Regions from separate parts of the Homo sapiens genome. Here region 2 is linked to region 1. The links are chromatin loops, found by intact Hi-C in ENCODE. Cell type or tissue: endothelial cell of umbilical vein. All regions are shown on one strand.

What was found. A loop is a pair of places that touch in the nucleus more often than their neighbours do. Peaks named below come from ENCODE experiments on the same cell type or tissue, not always from the same donor. Only the 100,000 strongest peaks of a DNase experiment are listed, where the experiment ranks them.
Region 2: it touches region 1 in a loop (4-fold over the local background); 8 of 110 quality-filtered maps call a loop at or near these places.

Annotation. Positions count from the first base shown.
Region 1 is chr20:22,733,760-22,736,259 of GRCh38, forward strand. It overlaps the pseudogene KRT18P3. Among named protein-coding and RNA genes, the nearest start is that of LINC01747, 50 kb to the left of the region's middle. RefSeq lists a silencer at 1,360-1,459. In endothelial cell of umbilical vein, a CTCF peak has its summit at 1,462; no DNase peak of the experiment used is centred here.
Region 2 is chr20:22,865,611-22,868,110 of GRCh38, forward strand. No RefSeq gene overlaps it. Among named protein-coding and RNA genes, the nearest start is that of SSTR4, 170 kb to the right of the region's middle. In endothelial cell of umbilical vein, no CTCF peak of the experiment used is centred here; a DNase peak (open chromatin) is centred at 1,351; H3K27ac peaks cover 444 bases.

The DNA of each region.
Region 1 (2,500 bases):
GCTCTCCAGCCTCTGGTTCTTGGTCTCCAGGCTCCTCACTCTGTCCAGGTAGGAGATCAGGTGGTCATTCAGGCTTTGCCTGGTCTCCTTCTTGTTCTGGATGCCTTCCATTCCTGCCAGACTCTCAGCCATCCCCACAGCCAGAGCTCTGGACACCATGCCGCCCCCGAAGCTGGTGGAGTGGGACATGGAGATCAGGGAACCAGAGGCCCCAGCACCTTCATAGACGCTGGCCTTGCTGCTGACCAGCCGGGCACCATAGCTTGGCATCTGGACAGAGCCCAGGGACCAGTAGTTGGTGGAGAAGGTGGAGCGAGTGGTGAAGCTCATGCTGTCCGAGGAGGAGAGCGAGAGGACAGGACTCAGGCTTTGCTGACCATCTTGATTTTACGTTTATATGGAAAAGCAAAAGACCGAGAATAGCCAACTCAACATTGAAAGAGAAGAAAGTCAGAATACTTACACTAACCAACTTCAGGGCTTACTGAAAGCTACAGTAATCAAGATGGTGAGGTATTGATGAAAGAATAAACAAATAGTTCAAAGTAATAGAACAGAGAGCTAAGGTATAGACCCACATTAATATAGTCAATTACTCTTTGATATAGGATCAAAGGGGATGCAATGGAGAAATGTTGTCTTTTCCATAAATGGTGCTGAAACAACTGGACATTTCTGTGTAAAAAAAATGAATCTAGATCAAATCTTACATCCTTCACAAAAATTAATCCAATAGAGCATAGACCTAAATATAAAATGCAGAACTATTAACCTCCCAGCAAATAACAGGAGAAAATCAATGACTTGGATATGGCAATATAACGCCAGAGGCAAAACCCATAAAAAATAATAAGCTTGATTAATTAAAATTAAAAGTTTCTGCTTGGTAAAACACACAGTTAAGAAAATCGGGGGGCAGTTCCAAGATGGCCGAATAGGAACAGCTCCAGTCTACATCTCCCAGCATGAGTGATGCAGAAGATGGGTGATTTCTGCATTTTCAACTGAGGTACTGGGTTCATCTCACTGGGGTTCGTCGGACAGTGGGGGCAGGAGAGTGGGTGCAGCCCACTGAATGTGAGCTGAAGCAGGATGAGGCATCACCTCACCCCGGAAGCACAAGGGGTCAGGGAATTCCTTTTCCTAACAAAGGGAAGGGGTGACAGATGGCACCTGGAAAATAGGGTCACTCCCACCCTAATACTGTGCTTTTCCAATGGTCTTAGCAAATGGCACACCAGGAAATTATATCCCATGCCTGGCTCAGAGGGTCCCATGCCCACAGAGCCTCGCTTATTGCTAGTACAGCAGTCTGAGATTGAACTGCAAGGTGGCAGCGAGGCTGGGGGAGGGGCACCTGCCATTGCTGAGGCTTGAGTAGGTAAACAAAGCTCGAACTGGGTGGAGCCTACCACTGCTCAAGGAGGCCTGCCTGCCTCTGTAGACTCACCACTAGGGGCAGGGCAGAGCCAAACAAAAGGCAACAGAAACCTCTGCAGACTTAAACGTCCCTGTCTGACAGCTTTGAAGAGAGTAGTGGTTCTCCCAGCACAGAGTTTGAGATCTGAGAATGAACAGACTGCCGCAAGTGGGTCCCTGACCTCCGAGTAGCCTAACTGGGAGGGACCCCCCAGTAGGGGCAGACTGATACCTCACATGGCTGGGTACCCCTCTGAGACGAAGCTTCCAGAGGAACAATCAGGCAGGAACATTTGCTGCTCAGCAATATTCGCTGTTGTGCAACCTCCGCTGCTGATACCCAGGCAAACAAGGTCTGGAGTGGACCTCCAGCAAACTCCAACAGACCTGCAGCTGAGGATTCTGACTGTTAGAAGGAAAACTAACAAACAGAAAGGACATCCACACCAAAACCCCATCTGTATGTCACCATCATCAAAGACCAAAGGTAGATAAAACCACAAAGATGGGGAAAAAACAGAGCAGAAAAGCTGAAAATTCTAAAAATCAGAGCATCTCTCCCCTTCAAAAGGAATACAGCTCCTCGCCAGCAATGGGACAAAGCTGGATGGAGAATGACTTTGACGACTTGAGAGAAGAAGGCTTCAGACGATCAAACTCCTCTGAGCTAAAGGAGGAAGTTTGAACCCAATGCAAAGAAGCTAAAAACCTTGAAAAAAGATTAGGCGAATGGCTAACTAGAATAACTAGTGTAGAGAAGTCCTTAAATGACCTGATGGAGCTGAAAACCATGGCATGAGACTACATGAAGAATGCACAAGCTTCAGTAGCCAATTCCATCAACTGGAAGAAAGGGTATCAGAGATGGAAGAACAAATGAATGAAATGAAGTGAGAAGAGAAGTTTAGAGAAAAAGGGTAAAAAGAAATGAACAAAGCCTCCAAGAAATATGGGACTATGTGAAAAGACCAAATCTATGTCTGATTGGTGTACCTGAAAGTGATGGGGAGAATGGAACCAAGTTGGAAAACACTCTGCAGGATATTATCCAGGAGAACTTCTCCAACCTAGCAAGGCAGGC
Region 2 (2,500 bases), 130 kb after region 1:
GGCTGGGCTACATCAGGCTCCTCTGGTGTGAGTTTACATTTCAAGGTATGACACTTGATCTCAAAATAGTACAAAACACATGAGAGCAAGCTGTGTGCATAAATTGGTTCCAGTGCACACAATAAATTAAATACAGATAAAAACATATTTATTGTAAATAGAACTGGCATCCCAAGTTATAAAAATGTAGTAATTTGATTCCTGACATGATGTTTTAGCACTCTTCACCATAAGACCCACCAGACCCATCTTTGTCAGTCTTTGTCACTCCATCAATTCCTTTCTCAACAGAGGATGAACAGGGAAAGATAAGAAAAAAGAGAGAAAGACTGAGTGACCATGGGACTGAGAGGCAGTCAAACATGTGGATGATGGGTGGATGGATGGATGAGTGCATAAATAGGGAGAGAGAGAAAAAGGGGCACTGGGAGACAGGGAGGCATACATTTATTTATATAGACAGAGAATGAAAATAGCAGTTTTGCCTCCATAGAAAAAGCATTCCTGAGAATGAAGTCAACACAGGAAAACAACACAAAGGTGAGAGAGGGACAGATACATAAAGACATTACATGAACTACTGGATCCACTATAATATAGTAGAAACAAGAGTAAGCTCAAGATCAGTTTCAGAGTTTGCTTGGGGAGCAGGAGAGTCCATGAGTGGCCAATGTTCCTACCTGGGTATATGTTCCTAAAAACTTTTCTGTCCAGGCCAATACATTTCATTTCCCATTGTCTTAGTTCCTCATGTGTCAAGTGTGTGGGGAGATGAATGTAATATTTGAAATGTCATATGATTCTTTTGAATCAAGTTTTGCTCACTATTCTTTCATTACTCTTTCAAAATTTAGGTTTCAGATCCTATTTAATTTTATTCTATATTGGCACAATCCATAATAAATTTTCTTATATTCTCACCTCTCACTGCTCAGTAGTTTACTTGTATTTAGTTAAGATTTTCATATACAAAAAAGTAATGATTTTGTGATGATGAATACTGTTGAGGTTTTCTTCATTTTATTTCTTATCTTAAAAAAATAATCCTTCTAATCTGATGGCATATAAGAAGTTTGGTAGTCATCATTTCTGTCCTTACAAAAGGAAAAAGCTGAATAAACTGAAAATCAACTCTCTTCTAAGATTCAACAGAATATTAATGTCACAGGGCGAATGCTGTCCCCAAAACTGTAGAGGCAAGCAAATAAAGAGAATCATAGCTTACTGGGAGAAGAGAGTGCTGCTGCAGCCAGTGACTCACAGGAAAACTTAAAGGGTAATAGACTAATTGCTGACGTCTGAGAGTTTTCTCCTGGAGACCCAGCCTTATGGGGACCCACACTTTCATGAATCTGATCCCCAGGAATTTCACCATGTTCTCAGAGTGAAGATCAGAGAATATTTTCTTCCTAATTCCATTGGGAGAAGGGAAAAGTAACCATTTGGAAATATGCCCGGAGTATTCTGTTCTCCATAACAAAGACCTGCCCTCAAAACAACACAAAACAAAACAAAAACTGTTTTATCAGAGCCTTACTCAACATGGATTAAGGGCAATATCCAACTCTAGCCCCTTCTAACCTCACTGTTCTATCTAAGGGGGTGAGGGGAGCTGAGAAGCATTTGTGCACATAACAACTCAGAGGCACAGATCCACTAAAAGACTGAGATCTAATCATAGGATTACAGAAAGCTTCCTCTCTCCACACAATTTACCACCACTTCAATAGGGCTCCAGTGAATAACAGAAGATAACAGCTGAAAAAACTGTTAATGTCGGACCATATTTTTTAAAAAAAGAAGTCTCTGGGGAAACAGAAAGACAACAAGGGATACCCAAAAAGTGACATCAGGGAATATTTAGCCTCTGACACCTACAACTGAAGCAAATAAAAGACATCCTAACTTCTAGTCAGATGAATTTTAAAACCCCACACTCAAAGCCTATTTATTTGTTTCTTTTAGTTAATATGTCATCTTTGCTTTCAACACAAAAATTTACAAAGCATACTAAAAGACAAAACTCAAAACAAAATTAAAAAGCCCAGTCCAAAGAGAAAGAACAAGCATCAGAACCAGACCCAGATACAGCAGAGATTTTGGAATTATTAGACCAGGAATTTAAAATAACTATGATAATATGCTAAGGGCTCTTGTAAAAAAAATTAGGCAATGTACAAGAACAAATAGATAATGTAGGCAGAGAGATGGAAACGCTAAAAAAAATTAAAGTTAAATGCAATGAATAAAAAACACTGTAACACAAATGAAGAATGCCTTTGATGAACCCATCAGTAGACTGGGTGTGGCTGACAAAAGAATCTGTAAGCCTGAACACATGGTACTAGAAAGCTTCCCAAACTAAAAAGGAAGGGAAAAAAGAATGAAAGGAAAACGAATAAAACATTCAAGAACCGTGGAACAATTTCAAAAGATGTAACATGCATGTAATGGGAATATCAGAGGAAGGAAAAAGAAAGAAATAATGAAGAGAAGAAAT